Linked DNA regions of Homo sapiens: region 1 is linked to region 2. A link is a contact called in ENCODE Hi-C or POLR2A ChIA-PET data. All regions are on one chromosome and are shown on one strand. Each heading gives the region's core, a stretch centred on a gene start or an enhancer-like site at or near the end of the contact. The rest is flanking DNA. Distances are from core to core; before and after follow the strand shown.

Region 1 (6,874 bases), core at 1,623-4,122, 82 kb before region 2:
GAGGCAGGAGAATAGCGTGAACCCAGGAGGCAGAGCTTGCAGTGAGCCAACATCCCACCACTGCACTCCAGCCTGGGTGACAGAGCGAGACTCTGTCTCAAAACGAAAAACAAAAAACACAATATTCATGGCTAATTAGTTTTTTATTATGTAACTGTAACATTCAGTTTCTTGCCTCTTTTAATTATTATAACACTTTGATAAATATTTCTGTGAGAAATTATCTATTGCATATATTATATAATATTTATTATAAAGAATCAGATTTTTTTTTTTTTTTAGAATAGATTACTAGAAATCATAGTATTAGGTCAAACATTGTCAAATCGCTTCCTAGGAAGGTGTACCAATCTTATCACATTCTCTTACAATGTTGTTTATCCCAATTTGAGAAGGGAGCATTGGTATTTTTTTGTTGCTATAATGTGTGCCTTTATTATTTCTAGTGAAGTTGAACACTTTTTGACATGCTTATTGGTCTGTGGTATTTATTCTTCTGTGAAATATATTTGATTTTTTACCTATTTTTTGCGTGAAGTTTTCCTTATTGGTTTGCAAGACATTTTTATGCATCAAGAATATTAAATCTGCCACATTTGCTGCTAATATTTTACCTGGTTTATACAGCCTTTTAATTATGCCAATGTTATTTTAATTGCACCAAATTTTACATTTTTATGTGGTCCAGTCTCTACTCCTGTGATTTTTTTTCTTATTGTATTTAGAAATGCCTTCCTCATCAAAGCATAATTAAGTATTCCCCATATTTTCTTCTAGTATTTATGGTTTCATTTTTTACATTTAACTTTGTCAGATAACAAAACTGATAAGGCAGAAAATTTAAATGAGGTAAACTGACCATTGCAACAGAATATATTTTTCACTTTTCAAAATCTCACTTATCATATCACAAGTATGAATACTTGTGCTAATAAATAAATTATGGCCTCTCATATGGAAGTGCTATGTTCACCTTCTGTCTTCCTCAGCCCACATCAGCTCATTCATTGCTGTATTTGATACAGCTTGATCTCTAGCCTGAAACCTGCAGAGTTCCTATGCTAATCCTATCCTGGGCAGAAAATATGTTAAAAGCCTCAATCCAGCTGTAGGTGGAATGTAGCTTTATTCATGTCACCATTATCTTAGTGGCTAATATCCTGCAGTAACTCTGGCACCACATACCCACCAGATTCTAGATTTCTCCTAGCCTCTGCTGTGTCATCTTAATCCATAGGATTGGACATTAGCTTTGTTTTTTCCTTAGTACTATATTTTCCTGATGTAACTGAATTCCTGCCTTGAGGCTTCCTAGACCTTGTCATAGCTTTCCTTCTAGAGAGCTGGATTTAACCCTTGGCAGTGGACGATCTCTTGGAACCTGACGCCATTTCCTGCTTACTCCCGAGCATTGTTTCCTCTCTGGACCTCCTCCTTGCTTAGCCTTCATCAGGCTGGATGGATCTCTCCATCAGAACTTGCCAAAACCAAGCCCAAACTTTCATGCTTTTTAATATTGTGCCCTTGATGTGGTCGACTTATGGGTGGTACACCGGACATCCAGGTTACTGCTCAGATTACAATTTCAACTCACCCATAGACAATTTACAGATTGATTTGGCTAAATGTTATGGAAACAGAACCAAAAGGCACTTTTCTGTCTTTATTACTATTTCTTAAGGTGATGTGTATGTGGAGTTAACTATATATAATGGTCCCATAATTACCCTTTTGGGAAACAAAAGTCTTTGTGTGTTTTTAGATAAAGGTAGCAAAATGGAAACTCCCTATTGCTTTTCTAAGCACGCCTTCCTTTGCACCCCCATCTTCTGTGGCTGTTTTAGCCAGAAATGATACATCATTACTGTCTTTAAGGAGATGGAGAGGACTGTGGCTTTAACACATAGTGGAGGGAGCTCTGTAGTCTCATTCTTGCTGACAACTTTTCAGTGTCAACCAACTATAGTTTCCTATTGGTGAAGTTTTCACTTTTTCAGAGTCTTTCTGGGCTTGTTCTTTGATCACCCTCATCTGAAGAGGAAGCAGGAAAGAACTGTTGCCCTCTTTGAACTCTTAGAGAATTCATGGTTTATTGTATCAATTTGTTATCGACCACAGATTATCTTGTTAACTTTTGGTATCTGTCATTTTATTCTCCCCAACCAGGTGGAAATGTACCCTGTTTAGGCCCAGGACCTACCTTAGCAACCTTGATTGGCTCACAAGCCAGGTTGCTTAAGACTTGTTTCCCCAGCAGCTGGTGTCCCTACTTCCTGCCTAGCCCTTTTCCTTTTGCTTTGTCTGTGCTTGGGAAATACATGTTATACTCTGTAGAGCAGATTTGCTGGCAGTAAGAACAGAGATGTGTAGAGCCCAGCGTGCTGGAGGGCTCTCTGCATCTGGCTGTGAGTGGCCCCTGGACTGGGACCGTGGGAGGACAGCTTTCCATAGTTTAACATAAATGAACCACACCATAAGGACAATCTGCTCTCATTTCACTCAACTAGGATTTAGTGAGTACTGTTAAAGCACAGTTTGCACTGGAGTAATTGGAGAATGGAGTTTGCCCTTCACAATCTGTGCACAATCTGTTAGCAGCTAAAAACAAATGTTAGCAGTTATAATTACCATCAATTTGTCTCCAGGCTTGGATCACATTCCAGGTGTTAGAAGAGATGGTCCATTTCCTTTTTTTTCTCCTTTAAGTCCCATGCCCTGTTTCAAGTAGCTTCAGAAGGCAATTGTGCTGTAAAGATTCACCTTGTAATGGGTTCAGGACTCTTTCACAGTTTGTGTCTATTCGTTCATTTGAACTTTGCTGTTCCAAGTTAGAAAGCCCTTGCTGAGGTGTGGCTACCTCTAAGAACACTGTTGATTGGGTGCCATGGTAACGTTTGCAAAGTAGCTACTGCTAGGATACAGCTCTGACACTTATTACTTTATTTGCATATCAAGCCACCTGTTCCAAAGATGAAAATATACAGGACTGCATATCCCAGTCTGGGTAAAAGGATAATAGCTGACTGTTGAAGAGAACATGTTGCAGTTTTTCTCCTGCTAGCTGAAGAATCAAGTTCTGAGGGCCTGCTCCTCAGCACCTTTCTCCTGGTCTAGAGTAGGTGCCAGGCCTGGCGGTTCTGTTGCCTGCGTGGGTGCCAGGGCTTCTCCTTGGGAGGCTTGCCCTCTGTGAGAGGGAGCAGAGAGTTGACTTCCTCCAAGAGGCCCATAGTCCCTGAAGGGGGTGTTTTTGATTCTGTCTAAACCTAGGCTATGTGTTAGCGGTTTCCCTCCTCTTAGAAATTGCCTGGAAGACTCTTGCTATTGGTATGTATGTGGTTCCCTCCAGTTTAAGACAAGATTTGTTCCAGGATCGGTTGTAGCCCCTTCTCTGTGGCTAACGGAAGAGCCACTTGTCCTTCTCCATTCTTTTCCTTAGTCTCCCTTGACCCCCACATCATCTCCTAGACACAAGGCACATTGATAGTCACAATTCACTGTCAATCACTCTGGATTATTCCCTCATTCCCCTTTCCCAGGCCACCTGAAGGAGTGAGTGGGGATTGCTATTGTGTACATTCCAGTAATAACTATTGGCTGTAAGCAGACATACTCTAAAAATAACTCAGGGATACTGAGCACCCAGAGGGCACCTTCTGTCTTCTCGAAGCTTCGCCACGCCTGTTTCCACTGTCAGACTTCCAGTCTGCACCACAGCACACATCCTTTCTCATCCAGAGTGCTCCTACTAGACGAGATGTTTTTGTCTCCTAAGGGCCTCAGGTGTATTCATGAACTCCTCAGCTGGTTATTTTCAGTTTCATCTTCCTTGGTGCTTGCTCTGGCACATGGTCACTGCTGCATCCTGTCCCTTCCCCACAGTTTGCCATGGGTCATCCCTTTTTTCTCATTGCTTGCATCTTCTAACTGAATGAACTTGTAAATATGGAACTGAAAGTCAATCCTCATAGCTCATCTTTTATTTAATCCTAATAAATGACAATCTATTGCAAACATTACTTTAAAAATATTACTTATCAAAAGCTGGGTGAAAGGATAATAGCTGACTGTTGAAGAGAACATGTTGGGGTTTTTCTCCCGCTAGCTGAAGAATCAAGTTCTGAGGGCCTGCTCAGTTCTGTAAGAAAGTATTAGCTGTCTGACAGGTTCCAGTGAGGGGAGGAAAAGACAAAAAATATAGTCCCCAAATCTGCACCAGCATCCCATGTGCACTGTGCACCTTCCATGGTGGATTAGATGCTCAGCAAATGATATACCTATGGAAGGTTAAGCCTAAAGAAACAGGAAAAATGAGCCTTTGTCCACTAGCACATTTATCAATTGCATTTTAGGGTGATTTTAGGGATAGGCAACCCCAATTAGTCATTATTCTTTAAAGGTAGTTGTCTGTTAGATGTAGGAAGACTCCAAGGAATGTTAAGTTGGCAACATTCCATTTAGGTTGCACAGAATGACTTTTAAGACTAAACTTCATCAGGAGGAAATGAAAGGCCTTTACCATGGTTCCTGTTCACAGTGAAATTGACATGTATTGGAAAGGAGATGCTTGGAAGAAATGTCTAGCTTCCCCAACAGACTCCTTTCTTCTCTTTTCTGTCTTCCTTTGTTAATCTGCCATGTTTCATCTTCATTCAGATGAGTTATGATGTATATTATTTATGTAGAGATATTATGAGATTATAATGAAGAAGATTTACAAAGACTAAACTATCCTGCAATGATCTAAATTTTTAAGAGACATTTACTCAGTTTGGCACTCCAAAAATTATTAATCTATGTTCTGACAACCCAGTTTGGGGTATATCCAAGATGGCTTGTGTGTTGCTAGTTACTGCTTATAAGGCAACTTTCTCTTTGGGTGGCAGGAAGTAAAATATTTATAAGTTATTGCTAAAATGTTAAAGTTTTATTTGAACCTACTGTACCCAAGTAATTATATAATTCATCACTTTAGTAGCAGTTTGGTTGACACTGAACAACAATGCTCAAATTCATGTAGCAGTAACAAACTACGTGATAAAAGGAACTGAATTTAGAAAGCAAGCTTCAAGTAAAGATCAGAAGATTAAGTAGATTTCATGGAGCTCACTAAGGAGTTAGATGGGAAAGATGAGATAAGAAAAGCACTGGAGTTGAGACCAAAAGGAGACGAAAAAGCAGAGGGTGGATCTTCGAGCTCGGGGGGTTATAAACAAGATGGCCACAAGGTGGCAGCACAGTCTTAACAGCAGAGAGCTTTCTGTAGGGCCACCCTTAATTTGCTAACACCACAGACTTTCTCTTAGAATTCCTCCATGTTGATTTTCCTCATTATCCTAGGGGAAACAGCAGCAAATGTTTAGAATTAAAAATGACTCCTAAAACTTAAGCTGAGGAAAAGTATAGGGTAAAGGCAGCATCTTTACTTCCAGAGACTGTTTAGATGCTCTAAAGAAGGCTTCCAACTCTCTGTGGGAAAGGACCAATTGACATTTCCAAACCATATGTTAAACAGTGATGGGAGGCCATTGTTTTGGGCTAAGCTTGTACACTAGGCCCCAGCCGACCAGACCAAACCAAAATGGAGTCACTCATGCTAAATGTGACATAAACTAAAATTTTAAGGAAACAGATAGATCCCAAAGCAGACCAAGTTTTTTTTCTTTTCTTTTCTTTTTTTTTTCTCATGAAAACAGGAGATTCCGGCACAAGGAAGTCCCCTTGGCTCTCTAACTCTTACAAAAAAGTAACCTGAAATCCATGTTCCCACCTTAAAAACCAACTGTTCTGCTCTTTCCCCGTGGGATCTGAGACCAAATAAGTACATTTATGATGGTAACAGAGTGACCTCAATGCCTAAAGTTTTGGTCAGTGTCAAAATTGAGAGGTTGACCAAAAGGTGGGGAATTGTTAAATTAAGTTTAGCCTAAAGCTGCCTCCTTACATATTTTAAGTTCAGCCTAAAGGTTTCTTCGTACTCAGCGAATTGTAACCTAACTGGAATGTAAATAGACTGTAACCTACTCTTGTACCAATCACCAAGTTTTGGCCAAAGGCAGCCAACTGTTCAAACTGTGTTCAAATCAGGGAAATGCCAAGCTGTAACAAATCCAGCTGTTTCTGTACCTCACTTCCATTTTCCTTATGTTGCTTTCCTTTTTTGTCCACAAATCCTCTGTGACCATGCAGCAGCACTGGAGATGCTTTGAACCTATTCTGGTTTGGGGAGCTGCCCAATTTGCCAGTCGTTCCTTGCTCAGTTAAACTCTGTTAAATTTAATTTGTCTAATGTTTTAACACATCATACACTAATACTTTTGTAAAAGTTAATAAAAATGATATTATACAAAGAAGAACAAAAAAGACATACAGAACATAAACCTATTTTTTGGTAATTAGTTAAACTAATTGTGAAAATAGCACATCAAACTTTCTTTTTAAGGTTTTTGAAAACCAGAAAATCTAATTATTATGCTCTAGCCAAACTACCCAATGTTTGCTTTACATTCTTTCCCCACAAAATGAAATTAGTGAACTTAGGCAGACTCAACTAAGTTCACAAAATCGACTCAAAAAAAAAAAAAAAAAGATTGCTTTGCTTATTGGGGTCTTTTGTAGTTCCATATGAATTTTAGAATTTTTTTTATTTCTGTGAAAAATGTCCTTGGAATTTTGATAAGGGATTCTGTTAAATCTGTATAGCACTTTAGGTCATATGGACATTTTAACAATATTAATTCTTCCAGTCCATGAATATGAGACATCTTGAGACATCTTTCCATTTCTTTGTCTTGTTCAGTTTTTCTAATCAATGTTTTACAGTTTTCAGTGTATAAATCTTTCTTTTTTAAAAAATTTTATTATTATACTTTAAGTT
Region 2 (7,053 bases), core at 2,529-5,028:
GAAGTCATTGAATATTATAATAGATTCCATATGTTGTTTTAAAGAAGGCTTAAAAATAACTAGACTTACAGGTTACCATATTTCTGTGGCAAAAATTTACATATGTGAATAAGAAGTGAAATAACTGACTGTCCAATTTTTGCTTCTGTTTTCTGCCACTTCTTTTTAGTAGTGGAATAATTATTTAGCTCTTGAAGGGCAGGGCAGAGGAAGTGTGATAGGCACTAGAGAATGTGGAGGAGCTGATAAAATAGAATATGAAGGGAGGTAGAAGAAACTGACTCTCAGCTTTGGTAGAAAAGGTAGCACAGATAAGGAAGCACAATTTCAGATAACCCTCTTGGCCTTTCCCCTGCTACCTTATTACAGAGAGTTAGTGTTTCTCCTTAAGCATTAAAGTTACAAAGCCAAATAGTAACATGGCCACAATTCTGTGAAAATTTTGAAAGGCCATGACAAAATGAAAATGAAAGCTTTGTTCTAAGTCAGACAGATCTGTTTTCAAATTTGGACCCTGCTCTGTGACCTTGGGCAATTCACTTAATTTCTCTGAGCTTCAGTTTCATCTGGATGGGGAATTAATACTTACCTCAAAGAGCTCTCAGTGTAATACACTTGTGTATTTCTCTCTTCTAACACCTATCCTGTCAGTTTGAAATATAATCTATCATTTTGAAATGTATCTCTTTCTTCTCATACGATTGTAGACTTCCCAGGAATTGAGATTAAGAACTCCCAGCTCAAGGGCCAATTAGTGGAGAACACAGGCTTAACTTATCTTTGTTTCGCCCTGCCCCATACACACCTCGCACAATAATTAGGCTATAGCTACGTAAAACTTTAGGGACTTCTTCCTTCCTGTGACAGCATGGTGCTAGGTGAGATTTAAGGAAACTACACGTCATGTCCCTGCAAATTTGCCATCTTGTTATAGTCAGTCAGATTGGCCCACTAACCCTCCAGCTAGAAAGTCAGGAATGCTAAATCTTATATTTGCATGATTGCTGTTGTGCTAAGGTGTCAGAACGCAAGATACAATCTTAGTTCAAGTTTACACTTTGGTTTATGGGAAATAGCAAGGTCAATCTGTGGCAATGAAAAAAATGGAAAGTCCTGTAAAAGTTTAAGGAGGGAAGAATAAAAGGAAGAGAAAAGAAACTGTAACCCAGTTGGAATGAAATGGTAACATGGAATGAAATGATCCTCTTTCCCCCCAGACAGATGTTGGCATGGATTTCATATGGACTCTGAAACTAAAGCCGACACCCAACCGAGTGCTCAAGCCCTACATTCCATCCACCCCTCATTTGTTAGTATCAAAATTGAGGCATTTCACAAACTTGGCTATCGAATACTGTATGTGTGTGGAAAAGGGCCAGATAAAATGGGCCAATTAGAACACAGCCACATCTGTCAAAACTCTAACCCTTAACCTTAGTGAAAATATAATCTAGGATCAAACACAGAAGCCCCGCAGATGTACACAAGTCATTTAATGCAGCCCTTGGAAAGACTGTGATGAACAGCTGGTGCTATTGTGAAGGCCTGATGAGAAAGCCAGGCTTGGTTTTGCTACGAATATTTGCAATTTTAAAGAAAAAAAATAGGTTCTAATTGAGTAACCATTGAATGTATCCCAGTAAGGTCCTTCCCATAGGCTGAGTTGAAAATACTCTGACTCCGTTGCTATGCAAAGCAGTTTCTAAACATGTTTTGAAAATCCGTTTGAAATTTGAGAGTAGAATTTGGTTCTCAAAGGCTTCATTTAGGCTTAAAACCTTTTGGTTCACTCTAAAATAATGCGAGGGTTTCATCCTTAATGGACTATCGAGGTTAAATTCAACAGCTGCTTCTCCTCTGATATATATTTATGAATGCAGGATGCATTCTATATGGTACAGTACACCCTCACAGAGCTCTGAGTAAGAGGAAAAAAACATGGAAACAAATTTTTTTTTAATGTTGGAGTGTCCTTACGGGGTTTGCTAAAGGACAAATGGGGCTCTCATTAAAAATAGGGATTGTATCTTCTTGAGTATACATGGATCGTGACCAACACAACAGTTTTTACTGAATTTACTGATAAAAATGTCACTATGTTATGTCAAGCTCAAGTCTTTGGGAGGGTTTTTCAGGATTCTGTAAGATATGGCTTTGACTTTGTATTCGCTTTTGGGCACCAGGTCATCAGGGAAAAGTCACAAGATCTATGCAAAAGGCAGCGTCAGGAAGCAGCATCTCTAGTGGTTTCCCCTTGGTTTCATTGTCCCTGTGTTCCTGTGTTCATCTGGGTTATTGAGTCTTTGATCCCACATGGGAAAGGTTTGCCATGTTGAGCCAGTAGTAGTATAACTCATTCTAACTAAGGCACATAGCTTCTGCCCTCTCCCCTGCTGGATGAGTATTGGACCAATTCCTTTGTCCTTAGCACCACTTACAAGGATTTATTTCCATTCCAGAGGATTTATTCCCATTCAGAGAAGGAACAACATAGTTAGATAGGAATAAAAATGCTACTCTGTGTATAAAGCTTCTTGCACCTAGCTAATCTAGCAAACTGGTGTTTTGGTCTTCAACACTAACTAGATCATTATTATGTGACACTAATTAAAGGGTCTTCTGTAATGGGATAAGGTGTTATCTGATCAAATGAAGGAGGAATGATATTTGGCAGTATATGGTATATGTGAAAATCATGGTGTTCTTGCTACTTAGAGACTGTGAGAAGGGATAAGGATTGGCTTAGAGCCAGCTCACTCTACATGCTCTCCCAGAAGTGTTTTCTTGAAAGAGTTTTTCCCCATTGGGACCTTCCATTTTCCTCTGGCTTAGTAAAGTGACTGTAATTAAATAGATTCAATTTCTGTTTATGGTGAAGTAAAAGATTGAGAACAGATTGCTCTTTAACCTGAAATGTGGAAGGGCTAGTCGATTCGGAAGCTAGTTAAAATGATTTTGTGTATTAACTGGTAAACTCAACAGATTTTTTCCCCTGTGAATCTAACATTTCTAGATCTTTGCATTCCTCCCGTGAGAAGTCCACCTCTGAATCCTTTCGAGAGCTCAGATTCCTAGGAACTCAGATTTTTGAACATCTACATGATGTTATTTTGTAAGTGGAACACTGACTATTAAAGGATAGCAGTGGAGTGGAGTGGTGAGGGCACAGCTCTGGGTCAGGATAACTGGAGAGAAACCCTAAGGCTTATTCCATAATCTCTCTTGATTTGAGCTTCTGAGGATAAACTGAGGCTTGTAACATGCTAGCCCAGTATCTGGTGTAGTAAATATTGAATGCACTGTGGTGGAGAGGGTTGTGTTGTCAATGTTGCTGTTGTTATTGTTGAGACCTAAAGGATTGCTATGATCTAAATCAGCTTAATTTCCTTCAACTTGATAAAAATTAGCCTGTGACTATTGAACTGGATGATGCTCTCCTAATGGTTTTTGCATTTTGCCTTCATTCAGCCAGTTAAAGCTGGTGTTTACAGAATTGTGAAACATTTGAGCCTGGGACAGTCATGTGATTTACAGTTTTGTCTTGTTTCATGCTTTCCAGCAACATAATTACTGAACTTTTTATCGTAATAAAAATATAGGCAATAAAAAAGGCAGTCCCCTGGAATTCCCTCTATCTCTCTTAGAATGCTAAAGGATATTTTTTTGTGATCTCAGCTCTGTTCTGTTAAGTATCCTCTCCCTTCCCCACGTCTGTCTTTGCAGATTTGTGACCAGACGGCTGCACTGAATGGAGACTAGGAAGGGAGCCCAACTGTTTTCCTTGTGTTGGCCCTCTGTGCCGAGCAGGGATTGTTGAGCAAAGCAGGGATTGCTGAGCAGCGTTTCTCCAGGGAGGGTCACAGGGTAGTACAAACCCACTCTGGATTTTTCTTTTTTTTTTAATTATTAAAAACTTTGGCCAAATACTATCAGTAAGGGGGAGAAAGTATGTGGTTTGAAGACCAGTTGGACCAGTCTTTTAAAATATCAACTGGAATAAAGCAAGAATGCCTTACACTTCTTTAATTTTCTACATTTAACAGGAGACAGTTGCTCCCAGAGTCACTTCTAACTCCACAGACAGTATTGTGCAACCTTGCTCAGCATTTGGAGACACTATATAATTAAAATTCCTTTGAAAATGGTTGCCCAATGATTGACATTTATTCCAAAATACATTATCATGTTGAATGCTTAATTCCTTCTTCCAGTACATTTTCTTTAATAAAAAAGTAAAAATCTATTTTTTAAAAGGGTGATGGAGTTTTGTAAAAAATTGAAGCAGTGTAACAAACTTATGTCTAATCTTGCTCTTAAAGAGCTGGCAGGCTAGCAGGGGAGACCAGAGTAAGTTATGGAAAGCAAAAAAAGCAATACTCAGGATATAACTGAGTTGCCTTATATAGATAGACTTGAAATGCTGCTGAGATTCCAAAGAGGAAGAGATAATAGGAATCTGTTGCTCTCTTACCTCCTAGTACATTGACTCATACCTCCACTTCAAACACAAGCAACATTTAGTATTACTACGAAATTATCTAATGGGCTTCCTTTCTCAGGGCAGTAGGAATCTGTCTCTCTGCTGTGGCTTTCTGGAGTCCTTCCCTTCTGATGTCTGTCTGTGCCCCAGTTTCCATTTTCATATGGTCATCTTTGATTCTGGATAGCTGCTTCTCTCTGTGTTCTCAGAAGAAATAGACTAGTGAGATCACTGTCATGCCCCCTCCACAATTAGGAGGCTGTATCTTGAGACCTTCTTGGATCCCACAATTTGTAGATATCACAATAGCAATCATGGTTAGAGAAGTCTACCACCAAACCAGGAGTTAGATGCTAAGGATGGGTGAGCATGTCCAAATAGCAGCTTTAAAAAGCCTCAGCACACTTACAATAGACTACATGTCAGAGTTTTGGGTTATCTCTGAATAGTCAAAACCCCGATATTATATACATGTATGTAAAGAGGCTATTTTAATATCATACTGTTTGTTTGACTTTTGAGTAGTGAATGCATAATATGGGAATAAGTACAATACGTGAGTGAAACACCGAAATCACCTTTCACTGTTTTGTTTAGTAGTTTGGAGCCTTCAGTTCTTCTGGAAAAATAATTCAATGCACATTAGTTTTGCTTTCTACATTTGAGGGAGGTGAATGCTTTACTTTTGTAACTGTAAGAGGTCTCAGCAGTCTTGTAGCCTATTCATATTAAAGATAAGGACACTGAGGCCAAGAAAGGTGAAATGGCTTGCTTAATGGTTACACAGAGAATTAACTGTAGCTTCATGATTTTAACTCAGGTCTTGTGACTAGAATTTCAGTGCACTTTGCATTAGGCAATTCTGAACCTTTGAGTAAAACTAAAATGCAAAGACTGCTCTTGATAGCATTCTAGGTGGAAGAGTTGAAGATAGTAGGATATAAAGATAAACAAACCTATCTTATCTGGACAGGACCTCAGCTCATTAGGAAGAGGAATGAGGAAGAGAGAATGTAGGAGGAAAGAAATGGCAGAAAGACAAATAATCATGGGAAGGGACTGGAACAGGGTAAATGCCAGACATTTTCAAGATTAGAAGAAATCTGAGTTGAGTTTGAAAAATTGAAAGATTTCTTCAGGTAGAAGCAAAAGGAAAATAAGCAGAAATATTATCACATATAAGGGAGTCTGCAGAGGAAGAAGAAAAGCATGACCCTAATAGATAAAGATAAGAAGCACCAAATCATTTCAATAAGTTTCTGAATTTTAAACACTTTCTTTTCCTTCCAAACCATTTAAAGAGGAGGAGGAGGAGAAAAAAATAACGATTTGTGAGGGATGTCTCATATGCTATTTATTATAAGAAGGAAAGTAAAATTCAATAAATTACAAAATGATGTATCAAACAAAGTTCAGCATGGAGGTTAATAAAATAAATACAGACTTGAGTGGAGTTGTGTCCTAGCACTTACTTTTAAAGCCATGTTTCAAAAAAAGGGCATCCATGGAAGTGATGGATAATTTTTATCTGATAGCAAGAACAGACACTAATAATGGCAAGTTATTGTGTTCTTAGATTGTTATTTTAATACTTAACGTTTTCAAGATTAGCCTCTGAGAAGCTGCTCATTTACTTTTGGTGCATAATGATCACTTAGGGTATGAAGCCATCAGCTGCGCCCTTTGTTATGACCATGGAAAATGTTATGACCTCCTGTCAATGATTATTTTGGAAGGAATAGAAGAAATAAGTTATGATTACATATTATAGATATTATAAGCATAGTGTTAGTAAATATTTTAAAAAGAAGACTAGGCACAGTGGCTCATGCCTGTAATCTTAGTACTTTGGGAGACTGAGGCAGGAGGATCACTTGAGCCCAGGTGAGACCAGCCTGGGCAACATAGTGAGATTCTATCTCTACAAAAAAAAAAAAAAAAATCTTTCCATGGCTTTCTCATCTGCAGATTGTTTCTCAGTGTCAAGCAAGCACATCTTTCTTCCATCCCACCTGTCTTCCCTGTTTTAATTTTATTTCTGTGCTTCATAAGGTTGAGGCAGTATGCAATCACAATCCTTTTACAATTACAAAAAAATTCCCAAACAATTTTCTTTTTTAATTTTTGAGAAAAATTTTGCTTTTATGCTCTCTGATCAGATTTGCCTTTATATACATACAGGTTCCTTTTTTCACCCCACTCCCAACTTAAGGCTGATTTTACCATCCAGTTGTTTAAACAAAATTCTGTTTTGGGTATCAGGTGTTTTAAATTAAAAATTCTTCAAAATTGATTTCCAAAGGAGTCCGTAAGGCTTACGATATTTTAGACCAATTCTTAACTAGAACAGAAAATTTTGCCTTTTAGGTTTACAGTGATTTCATATTATCTGATGATTCTGTTGAAGGGGCCCATTATTTATGGTATTTGCCTGGAGGTTGTCTTGTAAGCCTTGACTATGTGTTTTAAGAAAGAAGGCAGGCTGAGTGCGGTGGCTCATGCCTGTAATTTCAGCACTTTGGGAGGCCGAGGCAGGCAGATCACCTGAGGTCAGGAGTTCCAGACCAGCCTGG

What was found. Hi-C counts contacts between places; a loop is a spot of excess contacts on that map. ChIA-PET counts read pairs that join two places held with the same protein, here RNA polymerase II (POLR2A). Pooled maps may share reads with other maps.
Region 1: a loop to region 2 is called in a map of Caco-2, with 3 times the contacts of the local background. The contact joins the promoter of APOBEC4 here to the enhancer-like site in region 2. A Hi-C loop is called at or near these places in 2 of 168 maps with a recorded cell type or tissue (Caco-2 and cardiac septum), 1 of 37 single-sample maps with no recorded cell type and 2 of 50 pooled maps. POLR2A ChIA-PET finds 5 or more read pairs at or near these places in 2 of 52 experiments (OCI-LY7 and WTC11).

Annotation. Positions count from the first base shown.
Region 1 is chr1:183,650,444-183,657,317 of GRCh38, forward strand. APOBEC4 (apolipoprotein B mRNA editing enzyme catalytic polypeptide like 4) reads right to left here and starts at 2,873. Exons shown (of 2, transcript NM_203454.3): 1 at 2,629-2,873. It also overlaps a transcript of RGL1 not described here.
Region 2 is chr1:183,731,178-183,738,230 of GRCh38, forward strand. It overlaps a transcript of RGL1 not described here. Among named protein-coding and RNA genes, the nearest start is that of RGL1, 70 kb to the right of the region's middle. Within about 2 kb of position 3,779, at least 11 of the 41 ENCODE cell types and tissues checked have a DNase peak (open chromatin) inside an H3K27ac peak, as active enhancers do.